Linked DNA regions of Homo sapiens: regions 2 and 3 are each linked to region 1. A link is a loop called in an ENCODE intact Hi-C map of the cell type or tissue named here. Cell type or tissue: B cell. All regions are shown on one strand. Region 1 overlaps CCNH (cyclin H). Region 2 has its middle 130 kb from the start of MIR4280. Region 3 has its middle 130 kb from the start of LINC02059.

Region 1 (8,000 bases):
AACATTTACATTGTATTTAGGTATTATAAGTAATCTAGAGATGATTTAAAGTATATGGGAGGATGTGTATAGGTTATATGCAAATACGCCATTTTGTATTAGGGCATCTGTGGATTGTGGTTATGAGCAGAAAGTCCTGAAACCAATCCCCCATGGATACTGAAGGATGACTGTATATAGAATCTATAAAGCACTACAAACCACAAAAATGTGGCCAGGTGCAGTGGCTCACGCCTGTAATCCCAGCACTTTGGGAGGCTGAGGCGGGCGGATCACGACGTCAGGAGCTTGAGACCATCCTTGGCTAACACGGTAAAATCCCGTCTCTACTAAAAATACAAAAAAAAATTAGCTGGGCATGTTGGCATGCACCTGTCGTCCCAGCTACTTGGAAGGCTGAGGCAGGAGAACTGCTTGAACCCGGGAGGCAGAGGTTGCAGTGAGATCACGCCACTGCACTCAAGCCTGGGTGACACAGCAAGACTCCATCTCAAAAACAAACAAACAAACAAAAAAGCCAGAAAATTGGGCAAAGGGGATAAATAAGCAATACAGATGAAATATAAGTGACTGTTAAGTATGGAAAGTTCAATGTCCCATAATCAAGAAAATGCAAATTAAAATACCAATGTGATACTTTTTCACCCAGACTAGCAAAAGCTAAGCATTGATAATCACCCATTGTACAATATGTATGAAAAATGCAAAGAAGAAAAAAACGCTGCTTATTTCATAAATATATGGATATACGTGCAGAGAAAAGGCTGGCAAAGGTAAACAACTGCTAAGTAACTTCTGAGGTCATGACAGATTTGGGTTTTGATCAAAGGGAACTTTGGTTTCACTTGTATTGACTGACAATGACAAAACAGTTTTTGTGTCATGAAAACTAAAGGTAAAATAATTTTGAAGATCAAGGAAAACAAATATTTAGTCCTAAAGTAGCACTACTCATGGTAGCAAGTACCAGAGCTGGTCCATGAACAGTTTCCAGTTTGCAGTGAGTTAAGTACAGGAATTGTGTTTCATAATTTTTTTTTTGTTTTTTTTTTTGAGACAGAGTCTTGCTCTGTTGCCCAGGCTGGAGTGCAATGGCGTGATCTTGGCTCACTGTGACCCCTCCAGGGTTCAAGCAGTTCTCCCTGCCTCAGTCTTACAAGTAGCTGGGATTACAGGCACCCACCACCACGTCCAGCTGATTATTGTATTTTTAGTAGAGACGGGGTTTCGCCATGTTGGCCAGGCTGGTCTCGAACTCCCGACCTCAGGTGATCCGCCCGCCTTAGCCTCCCAAACTGCTGAGATTACAGGCATGAGCCACTGTGCCCGGCCCTAGAAATTTTTAATAGCAATTTGATATAATAATTTTATGACTGCTGAATCTAATAAAACTTGAGCTTATGTTTTTGTCTTCACTTTTCTAGTAATTCATTTTTTATTGAATTTTACAAAAGTATACATCTAGTGATTTTTTTTTAAAAAAGTCCTTCGCAGTTTGAGAAGCACCCCTCAAGTACTCATAGATATTCAGAATTTGGCCCAGTACAAGGCAGATGGCAATCTGGAATACAATGTAAGCTATGGCAGTTAAGAATTTTGGATTATGGTCCATTCAGTTACTTAGCTAGAAAGGGTAGGATTAGTAGTTCAGTGGTCTAATCCAGGGGTGGATAAACTTTTTCTTTAAAGAGACAGTAAATATTTTCGGCCTTGCAGGCCCTATAACCAGTTTCTGTTGCAACTACCTAACTTTTCTGCTGTATCATGAAAATAGCCATAGGTGATATATAAACGAATAGGTGTGCTACATTCCAAGAAACTGTGTTCTAAAAACGCTAATGGGCTGGATATGCCTGGTAGGTAACAGTTTGCCAACCCCTGGTCTAATCCCATTTCAAAATCAATGCAAAAAGGACATAATCAGTGCTGCAATACTTTTATTCATTAAAGTCAACATTACTTCTCTGTAACCACTCTGAAAAATTCCTGTTACCACTGAAACCGAGGAGTGAATGAAATCCACCAATTTCAAGTTCTATGCTAAAACATGCTTTGTCGTTATACCTATAACTATAATAAAACAACCTCATATTCTGCACACTTCCTAAGTCCGTAGATATTCCCCAACTACAACTGTATAGGTAAGGAATTTGAGTCATGTGTATTTGACATAAAGGCCTTGGAATTGCTGTTCTGGCTTTTCATAGTTATCCAGCAGCACATATTCACCAATTACAGAAATAATACCTCAAATACATCTTAAATATAAGATGCCACAGATAACTCCCATTAAATTTTAACAAATAAGGTATAACTTTAAGTAACAAAATGCATCCCACAGGAAATAGAAAATGGCAGTTTCATTAATCCTAGTACCTGTCCAAATTCCCAACTGCTTAAACACCTAAAAAAGAAAGTTTCAGTGGATCTTTCAATTTGCAAAGCACAAATTGCCAATTTTATGGTGATTTTCACATTCAGCTTACAAATCAATTAAGAGACATTAAAGGTGTTCTTATGGCTAGCCACAAGAAGAAATTACATGGCCTCTTTTCCTATTGGCTTTGTGGTCACTATAAAGTTTGTCACTGAAAGAAGTATGCCGGGAGGCCAAGGTGGGCGGATCATGAGGTCAGGAGATTGAGACCATCCTGGCTAACACGATGAAACCCCGTCTCTACTAAAAATACAAAAAATTAGCTGGGCGTGGTGGAGGGCGCCTGTAGTCCCAGCTACTCAGGAGGCTGAGGCAGGAGAATGACCTGAACCTGGAAGGCAGAGCTTGCAGTGAGCTGAGATCGCGCCACTGCACTCCAGTCTGGGCAATAGAGCGAGACTCCATCTCAAAGAAAAAAAAAAAAAAGAAGTATGCCAACTTTCTCTACTCTAGCTAACAGAAGTCTGGAAGAGCATATTTGTTCCTCAGACCAGATATCACAACTTCAAAGAGACAAAAGATTAAAAGGACAGGAAAAGGTAAAAGGATTCCTTAGGAAGACCCTGACCCCTGAAATCCCATGAGAAGTAACAGAACAGGACAGGGCCTGCAAGCCAAAGAACATATGAGTCACAGCAGGATCAGAACTGCACAGTGAATGCCGAACTATTACCTTAATCTCATTAGAAATGTCCATTCAATAAAGAAAATCTGATTTTATGGATCAGTCAGCTTTCCTCTAATGAGCAAACACCAATAAAATGATTTACGAACCAGCTGGACTGGATAACAGTTATGTCTATTGATTAACACTGTCACATTAACTTACGTGATTACGTTAAGTGCAAGCTCAGCAGAATGACATCGCTCCAACTTCTGTTTCAGAACAGCAACTTCTTCAGATCTGGGTGGTTCATACTTCTTTACTAAGTTTCTCATGCCTATGTGGATACAAAAAAAGAATTTAAACTGAATAAGCAAACCTCCTTCTCATAGTAAGGGAGCTGGTTACTTTTCCATTTTGTCATAGGAAACAACACTCTTCAAATGACATGGTTATTCTCAGGATTTGCATCATTCTGCATTTCATTCTACATTAAAATCCAATAAGCACTGTATGTTTAGTTCAAGTAATTATGGCTCTCTGCTGTTTAGCCCATATCATATACAGCATAAAGCACACTATAATCTAGCATTAATTTTTGGCAAATCCTACTGGGGTCACTTCTTGTTCAGTTTTAAGACTTAAAAAAAAAATCCCTAAATGATTTAGTGAACATGTTTTGTTCTCTATCACCAACCATCTTCGTAGTATTCTATTCCATAGACAGTGGGCCAAGCATATACTTCCTGTTTTCAAAGGAAACTGTTATTACACAACATGCAATAAAGGGAGGATGCTCAGTAAAAATTTGTTAATAATCCTTTGCTTTAACAAAACGCAAACCCTATACAAAAATGTCCACTTTAGGTTAAAAGCAAACTACTGTATCAGTAACTTTATAATTGCAAAAACATCCTCTAGCTGATCTTGTTATTCAACTATAATAAACCAAAGAATACAAATTTCAAGATTAGGGGAATGATGAGAGATCCAATGGGCTTATTATTACTATTAGCCAGCCATGTGATCCAAATGACTACACTACTGACCTATTTCATAATGCAAACAAAGCAGTATTTTTAACTGAATTAATACTTGTAACTCAACACCCTTAGGACAGTATCTATGTTCCAAAAATTACAAATATCTTAGTAGCATTAAACTTCTGAGTGTTTTATGAAGAGCTGTTTTTATTTCATTTTAAAACAAGTGGAGCAAAATAAAGGTATTGAGAAGAAATCAGTAATAAAACTAAGCTATGAAATGAGTACAGTGGAATAAGACCTTTACCTACTAAATTCTATGATCCTAACAGCTACAGTCAAATCACAATTAGCTTTTAAAGTGTACCCCCTAGTGGTATAACTAAAGACCTACAGTTTATAATTCATAAATCACAGCCATCATTCTCAAAGGAAGCCCTCAGGATCACTTCGAGCAGAGAATCAGGAAATGATACATAGATGCCCTGAAGCATCTTAAATTTTAAAACACAAAATATATAAAATGTATGCCCATTTACTGTCATCGAAAATCAAGATTTCAATCTTATATTCTACTGGTTTAATATTTAATTACAATACACATTTAATTAACAAGAACAATTTACACAAGAAGGTTTGGAAACAAACATGATCGACTTTTAACCCCAAAGAGTAGCTTAGCAGCCATGACCAAGTGTGCCACGGTCAAGAATGGAGAATGCTGGCTAATCCAGCCAATAAGTAAAGTAGAGATTCTACTCAACTCTCAACACCGGCACTAATGACAGGGTTTCTCAACACCAGCACTAATGACTTTTTGGGCTGGATAAGTCTTGATTACGCAGGGCTGTATTAGTTTCCTGACATTGCTATTAAAATTATCACAAAAGTGGTGGCTTAAAACAACGGAAGTGTATTCTCTCATAGTTCTGGAGCCCAAAAGTCTGAAATGTTTCACTGTGCCAAAATTAAGGTGCTAGAAGGGCCATACTCTCTCTGGAGGCTCCAGGGATGAATCCATTCCTTGCCTGTTCCAGCTTCCGATGGCTGCCAGCTTCCTTTGGCTTGCAGCCACATCACTCCAATTTTCAAGGCAAGCATCTTTAATTCTTTCTCTGCTGTCTTAACAGTGCCTTCTCTGAGTGTGTCAAATCTCCTTCTACCTTTCTCTTAAAAAAATAATTTATCTACAAAATAGAAGTTCCAAATTTAAACATTATCCTTAAGTTATTTCCCATTACATCTTTTTCAGTGCCTAGTATGTTTCTTTATTCTTTAAAAGGATCCTGTTGTCAATCTCTAAATCCTTTCTAAATCTGACTCTATTTTCACTCTTTGCATAAGTTCTATATAAATGAACACTACTTCCTTCTATATACCTTCTATTTGTTCTAGACCAATGTGTCTTTCATGCTTCCATAATACAGTAATTCAATGAAAAGAAATCTAAACAAAAATCTGTTATATTTCTAGTTAAACACCAAGAGATTTATTTAGAAAGGAGCTTTGTATTGGAAGAAACATTTTGTAAAGTGTTCTCTTTTACTTACTTTTCATTATATCTAGTAACTGTGACAGGCAAGTTCTGTTCTCTTTCAGCATCAGACTCTCTGATAAATAACTAGTAAAGAAAAGAAAAAAAAATCTATTGAAAACATACAGCACATTGAGAAAACATGACATCATAAATTATTTTCCTCCATCCTCATCAAAGGCAATTAAAAAATTTTTAAATTTATGAATGTATAATCTGTAACTCCTATATTTTAAGGATTTATTACCACTTACATTAAAAGATGTTTATTGTTCCTTTAAGTTTAGTGACATTCAGGTACAACCTTTCAGAGGGAAAATAGTATGAAAGCAACAGTAATAGCCAGTACTTATAACATTTATATCTTTTAATATAGAAGCCCAATAAGGCTAACCTTATTTTACAGATGAGGAATCTGAGTTACAGGGATGAACAAGTCATGATCTTGTAACTTGCCCAAAGTAATAAAGCTAGGAAGCAGCAAAACTGGAATCTGGCACTAGTAAGGATTCTCTATTCCCTTAATATGAAAGCCATTTTATCTATAGTTGCACTTCTGTGGAGTAACAGACATTCAAACCAACAAGACTACCACCTAATGCTTTATAAATCTATTGCATCTTATTTGCATCAAGTCCAAATCAAAGGTGTTAAACTTACTTATCAATGTGATATAAAACCCAAATTACCTGTTTTTCTCAGAGCCACTGACAGTATGAAAATATAATTTCTATATTAAAATTTCAGTTACTCTGAAGTTTTACATACCTGAACTTGACCTATGATTGATAAAAGGCGAAATGAACAGATTCTCAAAATGTTAAATAGTTTTTCAAACACAAATGCAAAAAACTTATTTTTCTCTTGGGGGTAATAGTTAGAAAAATAGAAAGCAATGCTTTAAGAACTCTTGTTGCTGTCTTTATCCAGATTTATTTAAATTTTATTATAAAGTTTGGTAACTGTTTGATATTACATCATCATCATCTACTGTGGGAATAAATTTTGGATCTGAAAATCAGGAAATCTCCTGACAACTAATCCATTTCTGGCTACCAGTAATTCAAAATAACTAGTTTTTTCCTTTCCCTCTCCTACCTAAAATTCCTCCCATTTTTGTCATCTTCCTTTATTTTTACTCTTCATTTCCTTTTGATTTCTTAAGCATAAGGGTCATAGGTTTGGTGCTAAGAGTTGGCTGACTAGACTCATTATCTCTGTGAAGTTAGCAACTCTTAACCTCAATTTTGAATTTGAACTTATAATATTGTGGTGTTTTAATAAAATCCACAGGCAATAAGAATACCTAAAGTAGCAGATGAAAAATAAAGCTCTAAATCTGCAAGAAAGAGAAGAAAATCCAGAAATAACGGTAATAATCCTATGATTAATAATCTGAGGCATTATCCAGACTATGACAACAGCACAGGGGCTTTCCCTTTTGAAATCAGCAATAAATGTAAAGCTCATTTCCACATATCCCAAAAATTTGCCTGTAAATCAGCTGTAAGTTAAAAACGTTTGGAAAGCATTTCCCTAAAGGAAAAAAAAAAAAAAAAGGCCCAATGTCTAGTCTCTGGGAATGTTACGAAAGCCTATTAAATTTGCAAGGAGCCAAAGGTATGGCAATTTCAATTTTGCCTTCCTGGAATTATAATGAACTAAACTTCTAAGATGAAATAAATTCATTTGGACCTTCACTGAAGAATTTATAGATGCACTATATACAATGCTTCAAGATTAATCAAACTTTTGGTTATTTGAATTGTGGAAAAGAGGACTTTTGTTCCCTTACAGAATGAAGTCTGCAGGCCAGGTATGGTGGTGTGCACCTGTCACCCCAGCACTTTGGGAGGCCTAGGCAGGAGACTACTCGAGTCTAGGAGTGACTGAGATGAGCCTAGGCAGCATAGGGAAACCCCAACTCTACAAAAAAAACAAAAAGATTAGCCAAGGTGTGGCGGTGTGTGCCTGTGGTTCCAGCTACTCAGCAAGCTGAAGTAGGAGGATCGCTTGAGGCTGGGAGGTTGAGGCTGCAATGAGCTTTGACTGTGCCACTGCATTCCAGCCTGGGTGAGAGTGAGATGCTGTCTCAAAAAAAATAACCACCCAACCCCCACAAAATTAATGGAAGTCCACATCTTAACTCCATATACATCAGTAATTTACATGACTATCTTTCCTAACACAGAGATTTATCTTATTCATACTCCTAAAGTGTAGTACAGTGCATAGTAGTACATAGAAGGTATCTAATAAATGTTTGCTTAGTAAATAAGTGGAGATATAAATCACTTTGGGATTAAACGTATACATTTATATACAGTTGGTGAGCTGCGTTTGCAGAGAACAGGCATATCATAAATAAAATATAAACCTACAATCCCTTATCCTAGATGCAGATGTGTTGCGAAATTCTTATTAATAAGTATTCATGTCTTA
Region 2 (8,000 bases), 410 kb before region 1:
AGAAGAGGCAGAACTCCAAACAGTGGACATACACTCACAGAAAAGGGCTTCAGTTTACAGCTAAGGATTGGCTAATGCAAACATATGTGTATGCTTTAAGTTAAAAAAGTGTGTAAGGTAATCCTGATTTTAAAAAAGCTTTTGATTAACCAAAGATCTATAGGGCCCAAACACAAGGGAAGGCTTTATTGTACACAATTTCACTTGTGGAAATGGCATAAAAAATACATACATTCTTATTTCAGACTGTGGATTCAATCACTCTAAAGCAACTGTTTTAGGATCTTCATACAACCTCAGACACTTCTAATTATAGATTTCTGCTTGGGGTGAGGTAGACTACCATTTCAGTCAACTTAGTCAAAATATTGGTACTCAGAACCCTTTCTAAGTTTTGTTTTTGTTTTTTTAAACTAAGGCTGCTTTCTGTTTGTGAAATGCCCAGGTGATAAATCCTATTTTACTTACCTGTTTTGTTACATAGCCCTAGTTTGACGTATTTATTACCATATACTAGAAACTGAGCTGCCTCTCTGTTTAAAAGTTTGGGAGAAAAAAAGCTCTAGGAAAAAATAAAAACATTTTTGACTTGGGAAATAATTTCTTTCAAAATGAAAGCTGCCTTTTTTCTAAGGGCCAAAGAAGTCTTCCAAAGATGTGTTTTGAAATAATTTTCTGTTTTTTTCTTATAGGTTATTTTTGCTATTAAAATAAAATCCCTTCCTATTTTCATAACACCCACAGTTTTCACTAGTTTCTTTTATAAATCTGGCTTACCATATGGTAGATTTATTTAGCTTGATGGACTTAAGCATGTTTTGAAGATTCACCCACAAATATTCCCTATATCTGTCCTGGATTCCTGGCCTTATGTAGAACTAAATCTGGTTGACTTTTTTCTGGTGTTTTCTCAAACCCAGAGACACGAATATTTCTTCTAAGAGCTCTGGAATACTAAACCACATCCCCAAAGCAATTTCTTAGCTTGAAGTGGGGTGGAGGGAGAATCACAGAATCACAGAGCGTAATCAGGTTAAAAAAACTACTGATTTAAATCTCTAACATAAATTTTGCAGTACTGTATTTCTTCACATTATCCAGTCCTTGTTACTTTAGCATGCATTTTTATTTGTGAGAAGTGGCAAAGCATATTGATTAAAGGCATAAGTTCTTAGGTTAAACTATCTGCTTATAAATCCTCAACCCATCACTTGCTACCTATGTGATATCAGATGAATTACTTACTTATTGCAATCCTCAGTTAATGGCATAATAAGAATCATCACTCACCTATGTTGTACAAATGAGAAAATAAATGTGATAAGGTTAGCTCAGGATTTTAAATGCAATAATTGATCAGTTAGTACCAGCTTTTTTAGACCGTGAAAAAAATTGATATTGCAGAAAGTCTTAATTAATTTTAAATGTTATTCATCAAAAAATTGCAACAAAATGGCATATACAAGATAATGATAATAATGCCAATTCAGAGGAATATATGAATAAATTTTGGAGGGATTAAGCAAAAACAAATAGTTACTATGGTGAAGCTATAAGTACTCTTTTTAATGATAATGTTTTAAAGTTAGTTTTATCATTTAAAACAAGTGTTTGAAATCCAATTCTCCACTAGATGACTCAATAAAATGTTTTCTTATTGAATTATTTTTCTCATTTTTCCTGGTGCAAAACAAATATATAAAAGTAGTGCTAAATGAGGACAATCTAATAAGAAATCTCCATCTAGGAGATTTTTAGAGGATATTGCCAGTTGGTCTGAACCTGATATCCATTTCCAGAAAATACCATATTATCCAGCAAAATATATTATTAGTCAATAAATGAGTGTACAGAAAGAAAAAATGTAGATAATGTGTGATGACAGAGAGCAGAGAAGAGGAAAGGAAAGAGAGCTCACATCCTGATGTGCTTAACCTGCCTCCTGGGGGACAGCCTTTACCTAGTTCCAAAAAGCATTGATCTAGACCTTTGCAAACACAAGCCTGTCAAACTCACTTCCAGCCTTCCTTCTCACCTCCACAGAAACCTACGTGGACTTCAGCTAATAGAACTGTGCCTTTTAGAAGAATGCTGGAAATCTCTCATTCGAGTAGAGACACTATATTTTAAAAGACAATTTATTGGCTTGTTTGCCATCAGAATTCAAAAGAAGTGGAATATTATGTACATGATTCTATATAAATAGGTTACTAAGAACAGAATAGTAAGGCCTGATTTTTATAAAATACTGAAATTTATCATTTGTAATAATTTCAACAGAACTTAGAACTTACTATAACTAGGCCTATAAGTAAATTTTCCAAGATTTAATATTTTAAAGTTTTAAAGTTGGTTTCACATTTTAAAGAGACCACTTGGTAAGTGAGTAGTTCAAATAAAATTATAGAACATCATATTTAAAAGAATACACACTTTCAAAAACCTTTTATGTTTTAAAAATCCCCATTATAAATGCAAAACAATTGATAGTATACTTGCAAATCACTTTTATTATTGATGAAAGTATCTGTAAGACTTAATTTAAAATTTTAACAATGAAAATAGTGAACCTGTTACTTCGAGAAAAGACAAGCAGAGCCTAACAAAATAAGCTCATATTTTAGGATCATGAATTTATAAAAATAAATGGAACACATCTGAGAATTAGTATATATTTAGTCTAAATATCTATCCCTACTTCAACATCTAATATAGAGTGCTTACTAAAAATTAATATGTTTTACTTTTTGTGAGAGTAGGAGCCAGAAAGAGTTGGAGACACAAATTCAGCTAAACAGAAAAATGTAGTTAATCAGAATGCCTCAGATGCCAGGCTTCTTCTGACTGGCTCAATGTATTTAATATAATATAATTACTATAGAAATCAATGAAAAGCTTTTCTATATTTTTTGTTATTTTGGAAGCATCCAAAAAAATTTAGGCCATTTATATGGATGTGAGTTTCTCATAGTTCATGAATACTGAAGTGTCTATTTAGGAGAAAAAACCCAAAACATTTGAGGGTTTACTAGCAAACAGAACCTAAAACGGTATCAGAAACAAATATTTATTTATAAAGCTATTATATGATTCATTGCTTTTCTTCCAAAGTAACTATTTAAACCAGGCAAAATAATAAAAGCAAGGGCTAGTAAATAAAAGAGCAAGAAGAATGGGTCCAGGAACTTTGCTTTTGTTTCTGAAAGTCGTCCATTTGTTTCCTCAAATTCAATTTACAGCAAGTTGTCGTTATTCTATTCACTTTTAGAGATGAGGTCTCACTGTGTTCCCCAGGCTGCCTCAAAGTCCTGGGCTCAGGGGTTCCTCCAGCCTCAGCCTCTCGAATAGCTGGGACCACAGGTGTGTGCCACGGTACTCAGCATTTTCCACTTTCATCAAAACGTTTTGACAAATATGCTCTTTGTTATGCATTACAATTAATTCAATAATTATACCTGGAAAAATTAGATTACTAAGAAACATAACCCCACAAAACAAAGATTTAACAATATATCTTTTCCTATACATTAATAAGGTCACTCTTTTAAACTAATAATTTTTTATTTTGTGCCTCATGATATCCATGTAATATTTTAGCATTGAAAAATTCAAAAATTTACTAAGAAAAAAACAATTCCTCATGTAAAACTCTTAAAATATCCTTGGTGGAGCTTTTACCACTCATCATTAAAATTGAAGCTTAAATATTTATAGAAGTTGTAGAAATTCTAAGTAGACTAAAAGCATAGATACTATGTGTCTAGAATATAAATTGACAAAAGGAAGAATAATATCTTCCTGAATAGTTTGTAGCCCAAGCAGACAAATGCTAGCTGTGACTCAAATGAACAGTTGAGTATATCTGCTGATTAACTGAAAATGAAGTTACTGAGCTTAAATAAAACAGAGGGAGGGATTATCAGAATATGAAACAATCATAGGTGCACTTCACCTTTAATATCTATAGATGGTGCCAATCTGACACTTAAAATTCCCTAGAAATAACCTAAAAGTTAATAAACATACTTTTTAATCTTCACTAGTCTGAAAAACACATGCGCTGGTCAACTAAAAACGATTTCAGTTCTTCTACCGCAGAGTCACAAGTATCTTATTAAATTTCATGAGCTTCTGCCATTTTATGTATTAAGGACACAGAGATCTTCACTAGTCTTGAATTTTTGCAATCTTGGCAAAAGAATTCCCAAAACTAGCAAGCCCAAAAAGGTAATTAATCGTACAATAACTTATTATCTCTTTCCTCAGAGACCAAAGTAAAAAAATCTTACATCTTATTTTTATACAACCTTACAAAAGTAGATTCTAAATGAGGAGGAAACTTTAAAGATTAACGATCTCTTTTTCTTGATAAGGATGCTGAAACCCAAAGTGATAGGATGTTGTCATTCCTCACTGGTTTACAGCAGAAACAGCATTTGAACTCATATTCCTTAGTCCCAAGCCACTGTCCATCCTGAGCGCCTTCTTCGAGTGAGTCTTCTTGCTCTCTCTCTCTCTCTCTCTAAATCTCTCTCTTTCTCTCTCCTTCTAGCTCTCTCTCTCTTGCTCTCTCCCTCCCCACTTCATAGACTCTTGGGGTTGGGGGGCTTCCTTAGTTTGTCCTTCTTTAAAAACATTAAAGTTATAACTTCCTGACTTGGACAATTCCTGACTTGCCAATACCTCAAGAGTTCCTCAAGTTAGTTTATTAAAAAGCAAAAAGCTTTTTTTTTGTCAGGTTTCTCAATGATCAGATAGTTGTAGATATTTGGCATTATTTCTGAGGGCTCTGGGAAAGGATTCCCTATTTAATAAATGGTGCTGGGAAAACTGGATAGCCATATGTAGAAAGCTGAAACTGGATCCCTTCCTTACACCTTATACAAAAATTAAGTCAAGATGGATTAAAGACTTAAACCTAAGACTTAAAACCATAAAAACCCTAGAAGAAAACCTAGGCAATACCATTCAGGACATAGGCATGGGCAAGAACTTCATGTCTAAAACACCAAAAGCAACGGCAATAAAAGCCAAAATTGACAAATGGGATCTAATTAAACTAAAGAGCTCCTGCACAGCAAAAGAAACTACCATCAGAGTGGACAGGCAACCTACAGAATGGGAGAAAATTTTTGCAATCTACTCATCTGACAAAGGGCTAATATCCAGAATCTACAATGAACTCAAACAAATTTACAAGAAAAAAAACAAACAACCCCATCAAAAAGTGGGCGAAGGATATGAACAGACACTTCTCAAAAGAAGACATTTATGCAGCCAAAAAACACATGAAAAAAATGCTCATCATCACTGGCCATCAGAGAAATGCAAATCAAAACCACAATGAGATACCATCTCACACCAGTTAGAATGGCGATCATTAAGAAGTCAGGAAACAACAGGTGCTGGAGAGGATGTGGAGAAATAGGAACACTTTTACACTGTTGGTGGGACTGTAAACTAGTTCAACCATTGTGGAAGTCAGTGTGGTGATTCCTCAGGGACCTAGAACTAGAAATACCATTTGACCCAGCCATCCCATTACTGGGTATATACCCAAAGGATTATAAATCATGCTGCTATAAAGACACATGCACACGTATGTTTATAGCGGCACTATTCACAATAGCAAAGACTTGGAACCAACCTAAATGTCCAACAACAATAGACTGGATTAAGAAAATGTGGCACATATACACCATGGAATACTATGCAGCCATAAAAAATGATGAGTTAATATCCTTTGTAGGGACATGGATGAAACTGGAAACCATCATTCTCAGCAAACTATCACAAGGAGAAAAAACCAAACACTGCATGTTCTCACTCATAGGTGGGAATTGAACAATGAGAACACATGGACACAGGAAGGGGAACATCACACTCTGGGGACTGTTGTGGGGTGGGGAGAGGGATAGCATTAGGAGATATACCTAATGCTAAATGACGAGTTAATGGATGCAGCACACCAGCATGGCACATGTATACATATGTAACAAACCTGCACGTTGTGCACATGTAGCTTAAAACTTAAAGTATAATAATAAAATTTAAAAAATTTAAAAAATAAAAATATAAAAGCAAAAAGGTAGTCTGTTCCCAAATGATTTCTGTAATTATTTTCTTAGAAGAAATACTTTTTAATAACATGGTGATACTGTAGAGTATACTACCCTGTTATCTGTTAACCTAGATAAAACTAATATAATAAAAAAGTGATCACACAGCAGCAAAATCTATATTGGGATCTTGATTTAAACATGTTAATATTTCTAAGAAGCATACAGAATAGCTCAACTGTTATTAAACTGTCTTTATTAAACAATCTGTCAAAGGACACCTCCATCTTCATAATTAGAGTACATGGTTTAAAAAAAGAAAAATATCATGTATTATGTAGACAAATTTCCACTCTTTCATCTGTTATGACAAACATAGTCTCACAAAGGGAGAAGACCCAAGTATTGATTCCTGTAGAAAATTTACTTCATACTGTTATTTCTCAGTCTCTGCTGAAAGTAGCTTAGAATTTGTTTCCCCTCTCATAAATTCAGTGGTTTTTAGCTATGGCCTGTTTCTTTGAGGACTTCATACTACATTATTTCATTCAGAAAATGTTTCTTCTGTGTTTCCCCCCAAACCATATATGTATATATATATGTATGGATTACATAAATATATAAATATGTATTTCATTTATACACACACGGAGAAAAAGAAACAGACTCCTCTTCTACTAAAGGAATAAAATAAAATGTCATCTATTATTATTATTATTATTATTATTTGAGGCAGAGTCTTGTTCTGTCATCCAGGCTGGAGTGCAGTGGTGTGATCTTGGTTCACTGCGACCTCTGCTTCCTGGATTCAAGCAGTTCTCCTGCCTTGGCCTCCCAAGTAGCTAGGATTACAGGTATGTACCACCAAGCCTGGCTAATTTTTGTAATTTCTTGTAGACACAGGGTTTTGCCATGTTGGCCAGGCTAGTCTTAAATTCCTGGGCTCAAGTGATGTACCTGCCTTGGCCTCCCAAAGTGTTGGGATTACAGGCTTGAGCCACTGCACCCAGCTAAAATGTCATCAATTATTAATACTATATTAAAGGAATTTGATGTTAGTAGTTTTCAAATTACCCCCTAAATGATATGGAATTCTGCTCCAAGTTGATCAACTTGACTGATTCTTAGACATTTTTAGGGATATACACTTAGGTTTTGGGGGTTTTTTAAATTTTAATTGTTATTTATATACTTATTTTTTCATTTACTCCTGAGTGTCAAGAAAGAGATACACACTTATGTTCCATACATACCCTATGCAACCCTTATTTGTTATGGTTATCTAAGTGAAGGTTATGATGATAAAAATAAAATGCACAGTTATCTTTGGACAGCATATCTTATACATCTTGCCCCCCCAAAAAAAAAGGAAAAAGAAAAAAACTTGCATAAGCCTGAAACTTGGATTGCTTTGAAGGTGATTTGTTTTATGTATTTAATAGTTCGTATTAGATCAAACTCATTAAAACAGTATTCAGCATAAATAGTTTTTATCTGGGAAACTGGATAGTTTCACTTGAAAAATTTTTTGTCGACTTCTTGAATAATCATTTTCACTCAGCTTATAGCATAGATGGCCCAACTTTTAAATTCCCATCCTTAACTTTCCTGCTGTCAAGACTGCTATAGAGGTATGCTAATGCTATCTTTGACAGTCTAGTTCAGTGGTTCCATGACCAGATTCCTATCAGATGTACCAGGGACACGGAGACTTCAACCTACACCTGCCAAATCAGACTATCTGGAGGTGAATCTGCTGCATACCTAGGTCTGAGTATCTCTGATTTAGAACAGACTGCTAAGGACTGAGGAGACTAAGAAAGATTTTGAGGCTGTGTTAACCTGAAATACTGTATGTAAAGTCCCAGAAATATCTGTGAATGGTTAGGCTTTGTGTCACCACCCAGATGTCATCTTGAATTGTAATCCCCATAATGCCCA
Region 3 (8,000 bases), 520 kb before region 1:
GTAAATCAGACACTGCCTCCTCAAGCTGTCTATAAAACCCCATGCATTTCACCACAAAAACGGAAGACCTACTCAGGCGCTCCTCTCTCTCTGCAGGAGAGAAAGCTATTCTGTTTTTCTTTTGCCTATTAAACATCCGCTCTTAAACTTACTTCTTGTGTCTGCGTCCCCGATTTCCCTGGTGTGGGACAATGAACCTCGGGTATTTACCCCAGACAACAATGCTGCTTCATCTTTATTATAGTATATTTACCTCTGACATTAACCTGGCATGGTATTCTTGTATTATTTCCTTTCCTGATAATACAATCCTGGGAAATCCTGGGAAATCCTAGGATCACATGATTATATTATTCCTTTCCTCATTTCCCATAAAGCTTTATGTTGTAGTTTGCAAATAATAGATATGGCATAAAAGAAAGAAATCAATAAAGGTAAGTGACCCTAAACTATGTAAATTTAGAAGTTTAAAATTTATATAAGAATATAAAAATCTAATACTTAAGTACAAATAAAAACTCATCAAACAATAGGTGAGTAAAACTGTGTGTGTATGTCTGTATATATGTATAGATGCATGTATGTATGTATATAATTTATTGGGTGTACCTGGAAGTTTAAATCTATCATTCATTAGCAAGTCAAAATGATTACTGGATTCTGAGCTCAAAAGTCCCCTTTTCTGTTCTGTACCTCACCTATAGGTTGCCAAACCAAGTTCATAGTTCACTAATGTCAGGGAGAGTTGAGGAAAATCAATAAGAAAACAAAGATCTTAACCTAGAATCAGAACGAAGGATTTTGACTCTTCACTAGAACAAACAAGCTTTTATCATCACTTGGCTTGGACATACCCAAGAAATTGCAAAGATAGAGATGAACCATGCTCCTGAATCAAATAACTTTTGGCTTAATATTTTTTTAAAATAATGAAAACAAAATTTGTCTCTTTCTAATTGAACCTCACCCTTTATGTGATGTTTTGTGATGAAGGCAATAAATCACAGAATCCAAATAGGAATCAAATATGTATTTCTTCAGGGTTGTGCCTTTCATGGACAGCTCATGGGTCAGCAGTTTAAACTGCATGTCATCTCTCTTGTTGGTAACTGTTGCTATTCTTTGCTGATTGACTGTAATTGATTGGCCAGTGGGTGGTAAACAGCAGGACAGTGAGACTGCACAGCTTAAACAGCAATGAGGAAGCACTTCAGACATTTTTCAAGACCTTAAGTGGTCTAGTGTTTATTTTCTTTCAAAGGCACATATGTAATTGTGCAATCTTAGCTGTAAGAAGATAAATTCTTTTTGAAAAGCAGAATTCTTATGAAAATATATGCTTAGTCAAAATCCCAGGTATTACTAAATACTCATTCTCTTATGATCATCTCTCCATGTCTTAATTTAAGCATCTTCAATTGTGAATCTACTTCTTGGCAGAATTCTTCTTCACAAATTTTGAGTAGATAATAACAGAAGAGCTTTCCCGAACTTCAACATCTCACTTTCACATTCATAAAATTTGTAATTTAAGAGCTGACCTTCATAGGAGATTCTCTTTAATGTACATAGCACCCAATCATTGGCTTAAAAAAAAAGTAGGATGACAAAATAAAAGCAGTTTTCACTGATTTTACTTCTTATTGAGAGTAAGGTTTAGACACATGTCTACTTTAAGTCTACTTTTGGTATGGTACTGCGAAGGCTTCAGCCACCTATATTTCAGACCTGTGATCTAAGAATAGAAATTTGTAATTTATTATCAGTAACTGTGATGTCTGGGATTTGATTTTTACCCCCCTTACATGCTAATAAATTAATTTGTTACTGTTTCATAGATTCTGGTAGAAGACACAAGACTCCTGGCTCAAAAACAAATAATTTTAGTATTCACAGCACAGCAAGTTGATGAGCATCAGCATGATATGTTGGTTTTGCTCTACTTCCTATGGGGGGTAATGCAGAGAGCCAGATGGAGAGTGCACACATAGCAGATTTGCTTGCAGTTAGAGGAAAAAAAGCAGCAGCATGCCCAGGAGTAGTCAGGAGGAGTCCTGAATTTTCAAAATAGGTCTAGATAATTCTTACTGTCTTTTTCCAAAACATTACCCTGAACACAGCCAAAAAGAGATGAACATTTTCTAAGGACAGCAGCATTCAGTGACCAAACTGCCTTACTAAGATGTGTCAAGTAGGAGGATGTGATGAGGGGGAGTCAGAAATATCTTTGAACTGATTTTTGAAGAAGTCTTTCTAGTGCTCAACAATACCAGATGCCTGTAGATGGTGTAGAATGTGGAATGTCCATCAGATAAATGGCCCTTAATAATTAGCCCATTTTGAGGCCAGGCGTGGTGGCTCATCCCTGTAATTCCAGCATGTTGGGAGGCCGAGAGGGGCAGATCATAAGGTCAGGAGTTTGAGACGAGCCTGGCCAATATGGTGAAACTCTCTCTTTACTAAAAATATAAATATTAGCCGGGCATGGTGGCAGGTGCCTGTTGTCCCAGCTACTCGGGAGGTGAGGCAGGACAATCTCTTAAACCCAGGAAGTGGAGGTTGCAGTGTGCTGAGATTGTGCCACTACACTCCAGCCTGGGCAACAGAGTGAGACTCCGTCTTAAAAAAAAAATAAATAGCCCATTTTAGACTAACCTTTTGTACTAAGGGCATACTATTTTTCAACTCCAGGTGGGCTGGAAAGCAGAAAACGTGACACAGTTTAATTTCAAAGCCTACAGCAATGTTGCCAGAGATGAGACAGTAACATGAAAACCTTAAAAAGTTTTAACAGTGGTAAGACACCAACAGTAGCTCCAAGAGAGAGTCAAGGGTCAATGCATGCAATTTTTCAGGAGTAAACAGGGCCAGCGCATCATGTGGCTTTTTTCTTTTTTTCTGCAAAACAAATGAGTTAACTTTCACAGAAATCAAAAGTCTAATATACATTGGTAGCTTCTGCATCAGAAACATAGAATTCTTTACTATGTGCCCAGTCCATGATGGTGGCTGTGTTGTCATGTCTGCTGTCATGATGACCTGGGTGGCACAGGGTTTATCAGCTACTTGGCTCTAAAGAGGAGTGTCTTTAATCTCCCTGTCTGAGATCTTCGAAGTGACAGACCAGATGGCTCTGACACTAATAACGACCCAGGAGTCAACAGAAATGTAGCAAAGCTGAACAAAGGGGGATTGACCAAGGCTATGAGGACTGCCCTAAGTTTGCTTACCAAGAGGATTGACTGTGTCTGCTTTTGGTTTCACATAGCTGACCTTGACGCTGAACAGTGAGTGGCAGCAGCTCAGTGGACACCATCAGGTGTCCAGCTAAAGCTGAATTATCAGTGCACCAGGCCCAATCATTTAGTGAAGCCTCTTTGAATCTAGGATCCCATTGTTCCAGCTACTTTAATTCCATTTTAATGTAAAACTGAGATGACACTCGGGCCAGGCTAGCTGCACTAATGAATATGCCATTTCCATTTAGTGAGGCCTGTGGGTTCCCACCTATCTTGTTAGTCATGAGTTCAAGTTAACCCACTCCTGTTTTGGGTGAGAGATACTAAGCAGAAAAGCCACACGGGGTCCCTGTGAGTAAGGCATTCCATTTCAAGAGCCTAGTGTTTGCACAGGCCAGTAGCTGCATTTCAAAAGGGATGTACTTGGTGCCTGTATCAGGCAGGTGGTGCTGTTTCACTGGGAAATAGCCTGAGTCTTCCCATAGTCTTTCAAGTCTATAATTGTGAGGATTGTTTTCTGCTAGAGCACCCTGCAGGAGACAGTAGGTGCAGCAGTCCCTGAGCAAGAGAGTGCCTTCTGGCACTTAGGGGATGGAGAAGTGCAGGCATCTACTACACCATTCCATTTTAAATTCAGATGTGGGAACACAAAAATCACTACATTGAATTAGCCCACTGGGCCCCACCCACAATGTCACTAACAAAGATAAGTCCCATCAAAACTCCCATGGGTTGAATTTGAGCACCATTTTCCCCTAAGGAAACATAGACCAAGAAGTTAACAAGTATGTGAGTTAGGGCTATAGCAACAACTGCCAGGAGACTACATTGTCTCCCAGCAAGGAATGCATGGCGTGCAGTGTGGCAGCAGAGAGTGTCTCACAGGAAACAGGGAAGATAAGGAGGCTTTTTCTTTGCCCTTGATCTCTCCAGAATTAGCGCCTAAGCACAGTTATGCTTCCTTCCCTGTGTACCTCCCAGCATCTGAGTGTCTGGGACTAGGGACCCCTTCTTGCACCTGCACAGCCCACTGTGGCTCCCACCTAACAGCCCTCATGTCCTTTGGTCACCCTGCACTTAGTGCTCTGTCTTCCTTGGCAGCCAAGTTGGGCTGCAGCAGGGATAAGATATGCTACAGCAGCTGGCTCTGCACCATTAGAAACAGTTTTGCACTTATTTTAGGTTTCCAGCAGCCACTCATTTGCAGCTCAGAAAAACAAATTTCCAATATTTTTAGCCCAACCAAAGGTCTGCGTCAAATAGCAAGGTCATCATTGCTGACACCATTTATTTCAACTTTTTGGATTCCTAGGCTCCACAACCACAGCCACATTGCCTTTCAGTTGGGGCCTCAGGGCTTATTGCTTCATTGTCATGGTAGCAATCTTTTGTCCTCTTCCCTGGAGGACAGTAAACAATAACCAATATACCTTTTGGGCAGCTTGTTTCAACCTTATCTCTCACTGCCTAGGCTCATTAACAGTTAGGACAAGGAAAGGCCCTTACTCTGCCTCCTCCATCCTTCCCTACATCTTGGAGTGAGTACATTCACTACCAGTCCCAGGAGTCCTCCTCTGAACCCAACTTTTAGGATTCTTATCCTTCCTCTGCCAGAAAGCCAATCTCTTTCAATATTCTATCCTTATCTCTAAAACTACTGGGTCTAGAATTTTATTTTACCCTCCTTACAAACTAATAAGTTAGTCTATTACTGTTTCAAGGATACTGGCAGGAGACACAAGATTAATGGGTCAGAGGCAAAAGAATTTATTACTCACAGTTCAGTAAGTAGCATGAGCATCCGCATGTTTGCTTTAGTTCCTCTTGCCCCCAGGGTTAGGGTGGTGAGGAAGAGGGTCCACATGAATGCTACATATATAAGCTGGGTTTGCATTGTAGCTGAGGAACACCTTGCATTTTAGAGCAAGCAGTAAGCAATCCTGCTCTTTGTCCTGAAGGGGAGAGCTTACTTCTCCCTCAAGGGTATCTAATAGAAACCCTGAGAAATGGTCCAGATAAAAAATAGTCAGGGTCTTGCACTTTGAATACATCCTGCAGGAAAAGACAGGGAGTCTCGTGGCCCATGACAACTGCCTCTCCCAACATTAACATGTTTGACCACCCATTACACACCATAAGATACTCTACTAAGTTCCTTTACTGCCTTATTTCATTTAATCAGCAGGCCAACTCTGTGAGTCAAGTACCATTATTATCATCCCCATTTTTTAGATGAGAAAACTGATGTTCAGAGAGTTTAATAGGCCAAAATCACATAACTGTAAAAGGAGAAACTAGTGTTCAAATCTAAGTCTCATACCAAGGCCCATTCTCTTAACCACTGTCTTACGTCTGTCCAGTTGTTGACTCAGGATTCTGCAAAGTTCTTCAGGGCATTTTAATATATGTACTTACCAGGGTTGGACATTTACACACTCAAAGACATATTAATATCTAGCCAGTTGAAGCACAAATGTTATGAGGGCAGACATATTTCCCCTACTTTATATAAGGTTGATAATGGTTGCCTTCTCTGTGTAGATGCAGGTAAAATGTCTACAAGATATCTTGGAGGGTCACCATTTGCCTCTGTTTACCACCAGCCTCTCATAGTTTATGCTTATTGTTCTAATGTATTCATAGTGCCCCTACAGAGAATCAAAACAATTATTCATCATAATTTTTATCGTGAGGATAGTTTTATTAAAAAATTATCGAAAAGATAGAGGAAAAGGAATTAATTGGGAAATCTTATATATCTGAGCAGCACTTCCCAACTTTATATATCAGAGCAGTCTTTTCAAAACCATTGTTTGAAAATGTATACGCTCTGCAAACACAGTAGTAATCTGATTAAACATTTTCTTGTTTATTTTTTATTGAGACAGAGTCTCACTATGTTCCCCAAGTTAGTCTCGAATTCCTGGGCTCAAGCCATCTTCCTGCCTTGGCCTCCCACAGTACTGGGATTGTAGGTGTGAGCCACCATGCCCGGCCTGATTAACATTTTCTGGTGCACATCAGTACTCTTCTAATTATTCCTGCCTTGTTTTCTGGTTTTCCCACAACTCAGTAACTCCCCATCTATATCCAACAGATAAACTCCAGCCAGTACATACAAACAATAAATATGCTAGAAATGAGTAAAAGGCCAGTTAACCTGCATATATAGTTCAGCCTACTGGAATAACATTTATTCAATAAAACATTTTAACTGAACACTAGTTATGTGCATGTCATTGAAAGTCCTGAATATGCAAAATAAACTTTAGATCAATTCCCACTGATACGTGCATTACCTAACAATATGCCCACATGTATCTAAAATAATATTATAGTGAAACATTCACAATAATTTAAAAACATGAATTATAATTATATAAGTAAATATGTAAATATATGAATATAAATATGTGTGGAATGAAAACATAAATGAATTTAATAGCAAGAAATTAAATTTTTCAAAATTTAATTTTTGGTAAAATTATTTTGATTCATAAAAGTTGAACAAGATTAATAATAATGACAGTAACAAAAACAGTAGACACTACTTCCAGGAGTTTACCACCTAATCAAGGAGAGAAAAAATTCTCAAGAAATGGTTGCATAATACTTTCCAACCAATATAATCTATGTGCAAATTCCCACTCTGCCTTTTCTTTCTTTCTTTTTTTTTTTTTACTGGTAATAGAGTTTATTCAAATATAGGCGCTGGGGCTTGCCCATGGTGCTCTTGATATATAAGGCCGGACATTCTGCCAGTATTTCTTGAGCAATGACAACAAGAAGCTGACAGCCAGGTGAATGTTATCCACAAGCTCATCGTCTGTCATCTTCACGTGACCAACAGCTACAGCCAGATATAACACCTTCTTCATTTGGAACTTGATTGTGAACTTCACCTCATCCACTTTGGCCACCATGTTTTCGTTGTGTGTGAGCAGGGAAGGGAACTTTCCTGCCTTATTTAGATCTGGGCCGAGGATTCGTGGAATCTGCTTGATCAGAGACTCTGAGGCCAAAAACGCATCATACTTCTTGGCCAGCTTCTTGACCAGTTTTTTATTCTTGTTGAGTTTTTTCAGCGCCTCAGTGTCCATGTGGGGGATATCCATGGCCTTGGCCTCGTCGCAGTGCTACTGGTCCGCCAGAACACACACAGAGAACTTGGGGCGGGGAGTGGACTTAAGCCTGATGGTGCCCGAGGAGCACTTGTCCTTCTGTGGGTCATACTTCTTCAAGCTGATCTGCACCTACACCGTCTCCTGGAATTTGTGGCGCTAGCGCTGGTTCCTGTGCAGGACTTTCCGCACTGCCTCCCACTGGGTGTCGCGAGAGACTTTGCTGCTCATGGCTTCTGCCGCCGCGCTAACCGGAAAAGAGTCTGCCTTTTCTTTAACATTTTATTTTGTATAAAGAAAACAATATGGAAAGGGCCCAGAGTGAGAAAGGAGATGGGAAGTAAAATTTTCATTCAGTCTGGACATCTGTAACAGAGAGATATAATCTCTAGGGTAGTTAAGGTACACACAAGCCTATGGGAAAAATGATGTGGTTTGAAAGGTGTTTAAATCCATTTACACTTTTAGCAGATTAGACCACCTGCTACACAGCAATATCCTGAGGGTATTGACTGAGGACAGCTAAGTTTTGATGAAAGAAGGGATAAAGACCAGAATTGAAGTTATTTAGATAGGATTTCAGATCTCTGAGTGAGAAAATTCAGGAGGAAGCCCTTAAGATTAAAGAGGTACCAGCATG

What was found. A loop is a pair of places that touch in the nucleus more often than their neighbours do. Peaks named below come from ENCODE experiments on the same cell type or tissue, not always from the same donor. Only the 100,000 strongest peaks of a DNase experiment are listed, where the experiment ranks them.
Region 2: it touches region 1 in a loop (21-fold over the local background); 14 of 110 quality-filtered maps call a loop at or near these places.
Region 3: it touches region 1 in a loop (32-fold over the local background); 18 of 110 quality-filtered maps call a loop at or near these places.

Annotation. Positions count from the first base shown.
Region 1 is chr5:87,396,128-87,404,127 of GRCh38, forward strand. It overlaps CCNH (cyclin H), which reads right to left. Exons shown (of 9, transcript NM_001239.4): 6 at 5,575-5,645; 7 at 3,267-3,378. Among named protein-coding and RNA genes, the nearest start is that of CCNH, 13 kb to the right of the region's middle. In B cell, CTCF peaks have their summits at 4,348 (motif pointing left) and 4,548; a DNase peak (open chromatin) is centred at 4,404; H3K27ac peaks cover 1,382 bases.
Region 2 is chr5:86,983,082-86,991,081 of GRCh38, forward strand. No RefSeq gene overlaps it. Among named protein-coding and RNA genes, the nearest start is that of MIR4280, 130 kb to the right of the region's middle. In B cell, CTCF peaks have their summits at 4,013 and 4,213; no DNase peak of the experiment used is centred here.
Region 3 is chr5:86,877,291-86,885,290 of GRCh38, forward strand. It overlaps the pseudogene RPL10AP9. Among named protein-coding and RNA genes, the nearest start is that of LINC02059, 130 kb to the left of the region's middle. RefSeq lists enhancers at 695-864, 857-1,391. In B cell, CTCF peaks have their summits at 3,696 and 3,899; a DNase peak (open chromatin) is centred at 3,701.